Linked DNA regions of Homo sapiens: region 1 is linked to region 2. The links are chromatin contacts, found by Hi-C or POLR2A ChIA-PET in ENCODE. All regions are on one chromosome and are shown on one strand. Each heading gives the region's core, a stretch centred on a gene start or an enhancer-like site at or near the end of the contact. The rest is flanking DNA. Distances are from core to core; before and after follow the strand shown.

Region 1 (6,623 bases), core at 76-2,575, 1.1 Mb before region 2:
GAATCCAAACATAATGTGGAAGCCAGACTGCAGGCTCTGAACTTCGGTCTACTACTAACTGGTGTAACAGCTAACCTTCAGCACTCATCAAGATCCTGGGTTTGTCCTCTCATACCACTAAGTTACTTGTGGGATTTCATCATGGGCACAGTAAACTGACCAGACCCTAAAGCCACCAGATAGATAACTACTGCGGTCATCCTAAGGGCAGAAACAGCCAAAAGAGCCAAATAATCATCTTTACTAGCCGATATGCTCAGGCTGAGATTTTCAGTTCCTGGAAATATAGCTTTACTCCTCCTTCACGTGCCAATTGATCCCCATAATGGCGGTTGAGCGGACAAAGCCTCAAGTAAAACCCTGCACCGAAGACTTTAAATGCGAACCCAAAGCAATGGCAGCTCCTAATTCATGCTTCCCATCCTTTTCACAAGGGGTCCAAATAAGGACTGCCTTCTTGGACATGAGCTATATTTAGTCAGAGGCCGTCACCTTGGAGGCAAGGCCATATCCGCCGAAGGGCATGTGCGTATTCTCCAGTGTGTAGTCAAGACCTAACCACTGAGGCAGTGGAGCCAGACGACGTCCCAAGGCATAGGCCCCCCACCCCTCAAACTGAGGGCCAGGACAGCCGGGGAGGCTCACGGCTCCCCCTCGCCCAGATACCACATGCGGCAAACACGTGGTCGCCGCTGCAATGCGGGGCGCGCGCTCCCGAGGGCCGGACGCGAGCACGCGGGGCGGGTCGCCCACTCCAGGTTTGTCAGACGGCAGGGCCGGGAGGGGTTAACAGTGCCCTCCCTTCCCGGCCAGAACTCACTAGCGACCACAGCCCCCGCCCTTCACGTTTTCTGGAACCTTCCGCATGCCTAGGCGCGCGACCGAATGAAAAGGGAGGGGGGAAGGGAAGGGTGGAGAGGGGAGGGGGAAGAGGAGCGGCGGCCACGCGCCAGGCCCTGGCGGCGCCACGAGGAAAGCGCGCGGTCGCCGCTCTTCCATCACCCGGCGGACGAGGACGACCCGCGCGGGCCCCACCACCGGCCGGCCGCAGCCAGCCGGACCTTGGCGCTGCCTTCTGCCCCGCCCCACGCTTCGCTTCAGGCCGTCCCCTCACCTGGGTGGCCTTCCCCGACCGACTCTGAGGTGAAAAGGAATGTGCCCTCCTCGATGAACGCCTCGTGGAAGCCGTTGAGCTGTCCGTTCATGTTGGTGTCGGTGTGCGGAAGTGGCCTTACGAAGGAGCAGCGGCGAGGCGGCAGCGGCTGCGAAATGCGCAAGCTGCGGACAGCGTTCTACTCGTAGCAGGCGGGCGGCGCGGAGCGAACGAAGCAGCGGGCGGTGCGGCCCGGTATTTATAGAGCAGCGCCCGCGCGCGCCCGGCTCGGGCCCCGCCCCTCGGCGCCGCGCGCCAATGCACCACTTGCGCGGGGGTCGGGGGAGGAAGGGCAGCTCGCCCCGCGGAGTCCGGGCTGAACCACACTGCGCGGCCGCGGGAGGTGCCGTGGCAATCCGGCCCTCCAGAGACCGTTCAGCTATCTTGAGCCGCTAGAGCTAGGAGAAAAATGCAGACGCGAGGAGACGTGGGGGATTGCTCTTCCTTGTTTGATGTGGGAGAAAAAGCGACTGGGGCTTGCTGGACCCGCTCCCCTGTGCGGTGACATGGCACCTCCCTTCCGACCGTTGGCCGGGATAGCTTTCCCGGAGGTCGCGTCCCCCAGCGGAGGCGGCGGGAATCGCGGAGGTTTTGTGCTGCGGCTGGGGTCTTTCTGGCCGTCCCGCCTCTAGATGCCGGGTGGCAGGGAGCCGGTGGCGGTCGGCCATGTGAAGGTGGCCATCTTGGCCGGCCAGCGAGGGCTCCTCACGGCCTTCCTTCGGCGTCCCTGCCCGGCTCGTTGCCGGCCCCGGGATATCTGAGGGGCGCAGGCCCACCTTCTAGTCGTTTCCTGGTGAATGGCTCTGCTGAAGATGGCCGGAAAGCAGATTAATGAAGGTGCTGCCATCGATTTAAACAATCGCCCTCCTGCCCGCTCCCCTGCGCTAAAGTTTCTGAGGGATCCTCACCCTTCGTGGTTCGTGGACTTAAAAGTGGAGGCAGCGCTCCAGCCTTTCCCTCCAGAGAGAAAGGAGGCCGCTCCCAAGTCCGTCCTTGCCCCGTGGCCTTCCTGTTCCTTTGAAGGGGGGGGGAATCGATGTTTCAATCCTCTGTTCAGGAGAATATGGAACGAACATTTCTTTTTTGGTGGGTGGGGGCTATTCGTTCCCTTGAATGTGCTTAAGCAGATCTCTTGACGGCGTGGAATGGGCTGTTTCATGAAGCTTTCACTTTAAAATGTCCACCTGCGTTTGTCCCAGTTTTGCCCAATAAAGGAATTACAGGGAAAAAGAGCGAAACAAAACTTGAGCCAGCAAGGAGTATGGAGTCCCGTTTGGAGGGAGCCCGCCTTGGGGGCGGGGGTCTCTGCAGCCTGTTCTGGGGCTGGGCCTCGGTGCAGGTCTGGTCGGGCTGGTGGCCTGGTGGCCCTGAGCGGAGCGCGTGACAAGAACGCCGGGTTTAATGAGGTTCTCAGGGAACGGCCTGCTCCTAGCATGGGATGTACTTTACGCTGGGGAGGTGAAGGAGACCCCTAGTAACAGTCTCCAGCTGCCTACTGCTGGCGGCAGTAGAACAAGGTGCATTCCCAAGAACAATCCTCTCCGTCGGTGCAGGAGGAAAGGTGGGATTTGCTAAAGGCTCAGTGGGAAACAAAGGAAGCACTTGGGCTGTGCTGGGGGCATCCACAAAGAAGATAAAGGGCTCCTCCCCAGACTCAGTGACCACATCCACGGTCGCTCAAAGCAGGCAGCAAGAAAAGGTTCGACCACAAAAGAGACAATAGGTGATGATATTTTTATTCGTTGCTTTTTACTTTTCAAGCTAACCCTTCATGGGAAAGTAACTGTATAAGACTATTAAATTTTTTTGTTATTTTTTAAAGGAGAATGCCAATTTATTAACTTACAATGTGTAATAAAATTGTCAACTGGAACAAAATGCGTGTGTAGGCTGGTCAGTGCATTATCTCCCAGCAGAAAAATCTATATGGGAAGCCAGAATATAACTAGAAGGTTATTTTATTAGGGAGTCAGAACAAGGAGCGTAAAGTCAATGATTGGCTCATTAAATCCTGATACCCCTGTGCTACCAACTCCACAGTGGGGCTAGGCCTGCCAAGGAGATGAGATTTAGCTGTACATAGTTGCTTACCTACTTCTCTCACTTGTGAATAGTGTGTAGGTGTAATACAGTAAGAGTAGGGGTTTGGAGTCACGACCTCTCTATGCATCAGTATCCTCGTTCTGTAAAATTGGAATATTAATAGTACATCATAGGATTGTTTCAAGGATTCAAATAGTGCAAGTAGAGTCTTTAGCACAGTATCTAGTACATAATTTGTTTTAATGTAAGCTGTAAAAAAATTAACTATATTTGCTGTGAATTACTTTTCAGTGGCTTTCAATTGCTGTCGGGATACGGACTAAAATCTCTACATACTCAAGGCCCCAGTGTGATTTGGCTGCTACTTCTGCAACCTTACCTTGTGCCACACTCTCCTTTCTGTGTTCTACTTGGATTTTTTAGTTAGTAGCAGTTAATTTTATTAATTTCATAGTATCAAAACAAAGGAGGACACATTTTCATTTATTTTATATTATTCGTATTGTCCCTTCCTCCCTTCCACAAATATTTATGAGCACATCTGTGAGTCAGACCCAGGAGCAAATGCTATAACAATCCTGGTCTCTGCCCACTCGGCGCTCTAAATGTGGGGAGATGCCTGGCTAACTCCTTATCCTTCTCACTCCAGCTCAGCTACCACTTCCTGGATGAAGCCTTCATCTACACAGATTTGTCACAGGGGCCTGTGTTTTATTTCATGGCACTAAGTGCAGTTTCAAATTATAGATTTGGTGATTATTTGATGAATGTCTCCAATTCCCAGTTAGGCTTGTAAGCTCCATGATAATGAGAAGGTGGGCTGTTTTGCTCAAGCTTTGTTACTGAATGCCTGGCACACACAAGGTGCTTAGAAATGTTCAAGAGGGAGAGACAAGAAAGGAAGGGAAGGAAACGGAAAATGAACGAATATAAAGATGGCAGAAGGGGGCGGGGCACGGTGGCTCACGCCTGTAATCCCAGCACTTTGGGAGGCCGAGGCGGGGTGGATCACGAGGTCAGGAGATCCAGACCATCCTGGCTAACACGGTGAAATCCCATCTCTACTAAAAATACAAAAAATTAGCTGGGCGTGGTGGCGGGCGCCTGTAATCCCAGCTGCTTGGGAGGCTGAGGCAGGAGAATGATGTGAACCCGGGAGGTGGAGCTTGCAGTGAGCTGAGACCGCACTACTGCACTCCAGCCTGGGCGACGGAGCAAGACTCCGTCTCAAAAAAAAAGATGGCAGAAGGAAGCAGAGAAATGAGAGACTCTGGCGATCATGTGAAATCAATGGAAAGAGGTCCTGCTTTGTTTTAGTCGTAAGCATTGTAATTAATAAAATTAAGACTTCTTTGTTAACAGGGAAGCACATGGCCATCCTGTTCTGACAGGAATAAGATTTCTGATTTCATAGATGCGTGTCCTAAGGGTGAACTAAACCAGGAGAAATTGTTGGTTTATTTCCTGTTTATCGTTAATGAATTTGTTGAATGTGAAGTGTTGTAAAGCACGTAGGAAAAATCTAATCACTGCCTAAAGGCTTCAGATTTCTCAAGCCAGAGAACATTAATGTAGCAGTAACCCTACAAAAAAGGCAAAGTTGGGATTGGATAAAAATGGTATTTGTGACTCAAACAGCAAATAAAATAACTCCTTATTAGCCTGTCAGTCATGGGGAGAGTTCCAGAAAACATTTGCAGTGCAAGAAGCTGTTGATGTGGCAGGAGAAAAGAGGAGGGTGACAGTAGGGATAGCAAAGAGCAAGTGAAGGTGTGGAGGTGTTGAGAAGGAGGTTCCTAGGCTGTGTGTCTTAAGAGCACCTTCTATGTGAAGACAGACCAAGAAGAAAGAAATGTAGGCCACGTCTCCAAATTTGTGGCAGTTCTTTAGGGCCAAAGCTTAGATATCTCGGATGGCCTCAGAGGCAAGCTAGTTCTAGTGGGATCAGAAACAAGTACTATGTGAACCCCCTCATTATTAGGCTTTTTGTATTTTGTTTTTATTTCTATGTTTTTCTCTTTTGATACTTAAATCTTTTTACAGTCCCAATAAAGAAGTCCTGAATGGAAGAATAGATATGGTACAGTGAAGAAGACACTGAAGGAGATAATAATATGATGACAATAGCTACACTTTATTGTGACAGGCACTGTTGTAATATCTACTACTCACAACAGCTCTATTTCTCTTCCTGTTTTACAGATGAAGAAACTGGCATGTTATTCGTCCATGTCACACATCAAATCAGTAGTGGAGCTAGGGCCTTGAGCCTGGTCTGACCTCTAAATTCATGCCCCTTCTTATAGCCAAACAATAAATACTGCATACTCCCTGAGGTCGTTAATATTAACAATTTGGTTTATATCCTCCCTTTCCTTTTTCTGTGAACACACACACGCACACATCTTACTATTCAGAGAAACATGGATTTTTTTTTTCTTAACAATTTTCATGACTGTCTCTCCAGGATACTATGTAGAGCTGTAAATCATTTCCTTCTCTTTTACTGTGGGAAAATATATACAACATAAAATAGGTAGCTCACCAAGGAGAAAATGCAAATTGCAATAAACATATGAAAAAAATGCTCAACCTCGTTGATAGATGTGATGTTAATATATGTGTGAATTTATATATGTTTTTATCCATGGTTCCTGGCTCATAACTCCCATAGCCCTTGTTATACAGTGTTTCGTTATAATGTTGAGAGTGTTAGGACTCAGGAGCAGGCCTCAGGAAACAGAATCTCTCTGACTTTTTCCTGCTTCTCTTTCACCTGCCCCAAGGCAGGACTCTAATCTTGCCCTGCCCTTCTGATCATGGGTCATAAGACCCTCATTCCAGAGAGGGTCCTACCCCATACCCTGGGACAAAGAATGCTGAGAGGACTGGGTTCAGAGAGTTTCTGGAGAGCTGAACAGGTGGAGGCTGACAGGAAAGTGAATAAGAACTCATCCACGTGCCAGGAGGGTGGCACACCCCAACTCCATGGTAACAGAAGCTCCTACACTTGGGACCCTCCCAGACCTCACCCTATGTATCTCTTCATCTGGCTGTTTGTTTGTATCCTTTAAAATAACCAGTAAAAATGAGCAAGTGCTTCCCTAAGTTCTATGAGCCACTCTAGCGGAAAAAAAAAATTTTTTTTTTTTGAGACAGAGTTTTGCTCTTCCACCCAGGCTGGAGTGAAGTGGCGAGATCTCAGCTCACTGCAGCCTCCACCCCTGAGTTCAAGTGATTCTGCTGCCTCAGCCTACGAGTAGCTGGGATTATAGGCGCCTGCCACCATGCCCTGCTAATTTTTGTATTTTTAGTAGAGACCGGGTTTTGCCATGTTGGCCAGGCTGGTCTTGAATTCCTGACCTCAGGTAATCTGCCCACCTCCGCCTCCCAAAGTGCTGGGATTACAGGTATGAGCCACCGTGCC
Region 2 (6,276 bases), core at 1,237-3,736:
TATTCTAATTTGGTTACTCACTTTAGTTAAAACCTTTAAAACATGATCCTGCCATGTAAAAAAGACAGTTCTTTAATGATAATAACTACCATTATCGACTATTTGGTACAAGGTGACAGTAGCTTTATATACTAAATGTATTAAATGTTCACAACACTCTTATGAAATAGGGAGTTTCATACCCATCTCAGTAATAAAACCTGAAACCCAGAGGTCATGTAGCCAGTGGCAGAGTTGGAATTTGAACCCAGACCTGTCTGATTTCCAAACTCAATCTGCATACAAAGATGAGTGGTGTGGTATTGACTAGTGTGGTTGTCCCCTACCTATGAGCTACAGAATTGAGGTAGGGGTGTTCCCGGACCAAACTGAGGGTTGGGCTGCTATTTTTTGTGGCCCAATAATGAGATGTAGATGAACTGGGGAGGAAGAGAGTTTTTATTTCTGCAACCGATTACAGGGAGAAGGCCTGGAAATTATCATCAGACCAACTTAAAATTACAGTTTTCCAGAGCTTATATACCTTCTAAGCTATATGTTTACTTGTAAGTGTGCATTTATCTAAAGACATAAGTGATTAACTTCTTTTAATCTATAACTAAGGTCTGAGTACTGAAGACCATCCTCTGAAGCCTCAATAAATTTACTTAATCTACATGGGTTTAGGTGCTGGGGTGATTACCCTTATCTTATCCCCTGCTAAATCACAGAGGTTTGGAGAGTTCTTTCAGACCTCCAATAAACTTGTTTGTGGAGGCCTGGGGAGTTTCTTCGGACCTCCAATAAAACTTGTTTAATCCTAAATGGGTCCTGTTAAGAATTTCTTCATTAATTTGTCATGCTTCAAGGCCCAGGAAAGGCCTAGGCAAAACCCTTGGTGGGTTTCTGTTACATCTCAGCCTTTGTATAAGGGCACTGGCTTTTAATATTTAACTTAACCACTCAGTCAGCACTGAAACATTGTTATGGAGGCCTGCGTTAGTGAGACCTGGTCTGCCACAGGGGTGCAGTTATTACAAGAGGTTGAAATATCCTAAGTCCATCAAACATTGCCTGTGGATCCAAAAAATAATCTATATACTACTATTTCTCCTATATATATCAATTCAATTCAACGATGAGTTATTTGTGTAAGGCATTGTTCTAGGTGCTGGGGATACTCCAGGATACAAAACAAACAAAAATCCCCGTCTTCATGGAAATACAAATTTTCATTAAAAGTGTACTGAAATTATATTTTTTGTCATCATGCATTTTATCAATTAAATGAAACTAAACATATAACTTATCAAGCGACAGCTCAGGAATAATTTTGCTATTTAAAATAGCAAGGGATTTTCTATTTATTTGCCATAAAAATGTCCATTTTGTTATAATGGATATATCTGGAAACCACTGATACTATTTAACTCTGAGGAATTTAGTTATCACAAGAACATGATCCATGAGGGAGGAGTTTATTTGCAGTGAAGTCCAACCTGTTAATGACAATATTTGGATCATAAAGGAAGTATTGGGCAATCTCCTGGGGTAATCCCACTCATCCATCCCACAGCTCAGTGCCAATTATAATGACTACCTAAGTAAATTAGGATTGCAATTTTATTGACAATTCTGATGAGGAATCTCAGGAGCACGATTTTCGGCAGAGACGCAGATTACTTCATCTCTTGTTTACCTTTTGACTCTGGGACTCTCTGAGGTTCCTTCTAAAGCTGTTACAGAAGAGGGAACTGTTTGTCCAATCAGGGAGCAAAGTCACATTTGACCTCGAATTTCAGCCCTTAGGATCCTCAGGGAATAAACACTCATGCACTTAGTGCTAGTCAAAGACTGCATGATTATTTAACTAAAAAAATTCACATTCCAAGAAGTTAACTGTCAGTAAGATAGGTTTTGGTCTTTCTCATCACATCTTTCCCTTCACAGGCCACCAGTGCCAGTTCGAATTCCCGTCCCCAGCGGCAACCCTTCCGGGTCCAGGCACAGGTACGCGGTGAGAAATATTATTCTCTCTAATAGCAAACGAGGAAAACGAAGGGGGAAGGAGATGGGCCTGGGATACAAAGTTCTGGCACTGCTCTTCGCACCTCACCTCGCTGTTTCTTCCCTCCTAGTCTTCAAGTCCCTTGTCTCCCCGGTCTCACTGCCGCTCTTCCCTCGCTCCCTTCCCGCCGCCTCACTCAAAAGCTACGAACCAGTCGCGGCCGTCAGACTACATTGCCCACAATGCCACGCGCTGGCCAGTCTCGCGTGGGGTTTTCCCTCAGCTGCTGTTATAATTAATGTTAATCAAACCCACATTTCTAGGAAGGAGCCGAGTTATTATCTGCCTCTCCGATAGGATGCCTCTTTGTCTTCACCTGCCATTCCCGCTGTTTCGTGAAGAATCCTCTGTAAAGGGAAATTTGTTCAGGCGACTGCTGTGGCCACCCTCTGCCTCCTCCGGCCTCTGCCCCTGGGAGGTCCCCGGGGGCCTGGGAGTGTCATTGGCGTATGACCGCAACCCTTGCCGCTGCCGCTGACATCGCTACCATGGTCTCCGGCAGCAGCGGCCTCGCCGCCGCCCGTCTCCTGTCGCGCAGCTTCCTCCGTGAGTCCAGCCAGTACTGTCTTCCTGGCGCCCGCGGGTTATTGGCCCCGCCGGACCCAACCTCCTGGCCCAGGCCGCGGCTGGGCCCTCAGGGCTGGACCTCGGCGGGGGCCTGGGAGCCGCTTGGGATTCCGGCTTCGAGTCGGGGACCCCTACGGTGGAAGGAGCTTTGCTGGATACGTGGGGCGGGGGGCATGACTTAGGCCGCTGGCAGATGGAGATATTGGGTGGCTGAGCCAGGATTCGGGTCCGGGAGCCCTGCAAATTTGGGAGCTTGCTCTCGGCCCCGCGGTGACAAATGACAGGATGGGGGTGGCGTCTAGACTGGCCTTATTTGGAGTTGGGGATGAAGAGGTCCAAGGTGAACTTGGTGGGGAAGGTAAGGGTCTGGGTTGAGAGGTAGAGGAAGAGTGTCTCAGTAGGAAGTTGGGGGATGAGGCTGTCCCTAGTACGGAAAGGTCCTGCACTTCGAATTCCCCCTCTGCAGGATTGTATGTCAGGGAAAGATGGTTTCTGCACACGGAGTGGGGTCGGCATAGCCGCATAGACTACTAGAAGCTTATGGTTGGCTGGGACCTAAACCAGCTTATTTGCAGTGTCTCCACCAGGCGATTTGTGGACACATCCGTTCCCGAAAACTTAGTACCCAAGGTTGCTAGTCTTTGAGACACGCTGACTATGGAAAATTCTTGCCATATTCAAAGTCTCTGTGCTTGTCAGGTAGGTTATAGTAGAAAGAAACTTTGGAATCAGCCACATCAGGGTTTGAAGTCTGGCTAGTCCCTTTTCAGTCTGTGTAATAACCCTGGACACTTAATCTGTTTTTCAGTGTTTCCAATCACATGAAAATATTAACACATTTTAAGGGGCCTGAAGCACCATCACTTGTAAGGTGGACCATTATTTTGTTTACCACTAACAATGAAGAACGATTGCTTATTAAAACTGTGACACACCAGTGGTTGTCACATGTATCCTGGTTTTTTAAAAAGTGAAAAAAAATGTGCATTTTAGCAATGATGATGTACAGGATGATCTGGGTTCACTGCAGAATAAGTGGAGCAATTTATATAAAGCATCTCGTATGTAACAAACACTCAAAGTTAGTTTTCTTTTTCCGCTTTGCTCTTAATTCTGCTTGTACTGAATATTTTATGAGACTTAATTCCTTTCTTGAGAAGATTACATTCTGAAAGTGTACATTGATGAGTGTGCACTCAATAGCTAACACTTAGTTGCCAATCACTTGAGGACAAAGGTCTGGCTAGATAACGTTAGCAAGTATGAAATGGTTTGTTTGGTAAAGCTTTCTGGAGATTCTTGAGAGTGTTGTAGGCAGAAGGACAAAAAGAATTCATTATACCCAGTAATCACTCAGGTCAATAAAGTTTGAGCACCAAGAATGAAGTATATTGGATATGGTTTTAAACCAGCTTAATTTGAATAGATAGTGGGTTAGAATGTAGAAGATCAGATGTGCAGCACAGCCACTGTGGTGGGAAACCCTAGGAAGAAGTTGCCCACCTGTGTCTTTCGCTTCTGTGGTCTTGCTAGTCTGAGGTTCTGAAAGATCCTAGCCTCAGGTAGGTCTGCTGTCTAGAAAAATCTAGAGAATAAAGGAAGAGTGTCTAAAAGATCTAGTTCCTTACTCCACCCTTAGCAGTCCTCTCAATCCTCTTCCCACAGAACTGGAAGTGTGTTCTTCCTAGACTCCCAGGATCATTTGGCCCTAGAGTGACCATCTGGTTTAGTTTTGTTACTGGAGTGGGCTTGAATTATTCAAGTCATGTGATTAACTTGTTATTACGGGTCTGAGATTTAAACCAAGATGTATTCTATATTAAGAGGGGTTACAGACAACAATGCTTAATGTGTAAACACCTCTAAATTCACAAAACTCTAACTCCTCTTTCCCATGCCACATTTCCGAGCCCATTTTCACTCCCACTAGAAAAATAGCAGCTACAACATCACCTTGCAAACTTTTTTTTTAAAAAGGGACCAGAAATTATTTAGTCTGTGAAGCTAATAGAGCTACAGATGTTAGGGAATTTTGTTCCCTCTGTTAAGTTTCAACTTATGGTACATTACTTGCTGAAGGTCATAGTGTTGCAATATTGATTAGAGTTAACAGCCACAGAAAAAACTCAAGTGAACACTGGTAGATGCCTTCCGGAGCCCTGTTTTATAGCTTATGAAAAAAGGAAAAGTGGCCTGGCACGGTGGCTCATGCCTGTAATCCCAGCACTTTGGGAGGCTGAGGCGGGTAGATCACAAGGTCAGGAGTTCAAGACCAGCCTGGCCAAGATGGTGAAACCCCGTCTCTACTAAAAATACAAAAATTAGCCAGGTGTGGTGGCAGGCGCCTGTAATCCCAGCTACTCAGGAGGCTAAGGCAGGAGAATTGCTTGAACCCGGGAGGTGGAGCTTGCAGTGAGCTGAGATCGTGCCACTGTACTCCAGCCTGGGCAACAGAGTGAGACTCTGTCTCAGAAAAAGAGAAAAAAGGAAAAGGATCCAGTTGAAGTGGAGAGAGAAAATACAATGAAAAATGAGGAAGAGTTCTTCCATGAGAAAGTTTAAGGATTTCATAAGCACCCTTGAAGTTGAAATAGTGAAGTTTTAAGAGAAGCATAAAGTAATGCAAGGTCTTTTTAAAACTGGTCAGTAGTTTCTGTAACTTGAATCTTTTAGAATAAATAGGGAATAAAAGCCAGTATTTTTGAACCTCAGAATTTTGGTATTTTAATGCCAGAAAGTAAACCTTAAAACCCAACTGGTCCCATACCTTTGTACGGCAGATGAGGAAATCCCAAAAGTTTCCAGTGAGTATCAGAAGTGATACTAGCACCCAGGTCTTCTGACTCTGCAGTATCCTTTCCGCCAGCATGTACCATGTGATAACTTAAGCTTTTTTCGAAGCTCTGATTTTTTTTTGGCAGTCTTAGTGATGTGTTGAGAAGGTGACTATCCTGCTCAAAGGTGTTGCCTTCCTTTTCCCCGTGTTTGCCAAGTGCGTAGGCCTGTTTTTCGAATCAGAGATGCATTTAAAGTGTAGTTTGGAAAATGAGATCCTCAACAGTGATGTTGTGGATATTAGCATCTGTTGCCATTGCATGTAATAACCAAATCTTTATTTCAGAAATACAAAATAGCCTTGATTCAGATGTACCAGTGTAGCCATGAGAAAGTGATTTGATTTTCTGACATCAAATTTGTTTCTCCATAGAAATGTAATTGGGAATATTAAAAATAATTTAAGTACAGGGCAACAATTTCATTTCATCAGGGGACTGGCATACCATAGACCCACATTTTTTTTTTTTTTTTTTGTTTTGAGACGGAGTCTTGCTCTGTCGCCCAGGCTGGAGTGCAGTGGCGTGATCTCTGCTCACTGCAAGCTCCGCCTCCCAGGTTCAAGCCGTTCTCCTGCCTCAGCCTCCCCAGTAGCTGGGACTACAGGCACCCGCCACCACACCTGGCTAATTTTTTTGTATTTTTAGTAGAGATGGGGTTTCACTGTGTTAGCCAGGATGGTCTCGATCTCCTGACATTGTGATCCGCCCACCTCAGCCTCCCAAAGTGCTGGGATTACAGGCGTGATAGACCCACATTTTTTTACATTATAACATTTCTTACATTAGGTTGTGTCTTATTACTGATATATATGTTTTTTTTGAGAC

What was found. Hi-C counts contacts between places; a loop is a spot of excess contacts on that map. ChIA-PET counts read pairs that join two places held with the same protein, here RNA polymerase II (POLR2A). Pooled maps may share reads with other maps.
Region 1: a loop to region 2 is called in a map of CD8-positive, alpha-beta T cell, with 10 times the contacts of the local background. The contact joins the promoter of MAT2A here to the promoter of SUCLG1 in region 2. A Hi-C loop is called at or near these places in 1 of 168 maps with a recorded cell type or tissue (CD8-positive, alpha-beta T cell), 1 of 37 single-sample maps with no recorded cell type and 8 of 50 pooled maps. POLR2A ChIA-PET finds 5 or more read pairs at or near these places in 1 of 52 experiments (activated B cell).

What each region holds. Positions count from the first base shown.
Region 1 is chr2:85,533,870-85,540,492 of GRCh38, reverse strand. MAT2A (methionine adenosyltransferase 2A) reads right to left here and starts at 1,325. Exons shown (of 9, transcript NM_005911.6): 1 at 1,115-1,325. The coding sequence starts at 1,205. PARTICL (promoter of MAT2A antisense radiation-induced circulating long non-coding RNA) reads left to right here and starts at 1,607. Exons shown (of 1, transcript NR_038942.1): 1 at 1,607-3,026. RefSeq lists silencers at 738-1,067, 1,248-1,517 and enhancers at 1,548-1,637, 1,708-1,917, 2,318-2,407.
Region 2 is chr2:84,455,490-84,461,765 of GRCh38, reverse strand. It overlaps SUCLG1 (succinate-CoA ligase GDP/ADP-forming subunit alpha), which reads left to right and starts at 2,486. Exons shown (of 9, transcript NM_003849.4): 1 at 2,486-2,593. The coding sequence starts at 2,497. It also overlaps a transcript of DNAH6 not described here. RefSeq lists a silencer at 1,940-2,129 and an enhancer at 2,310-2,449.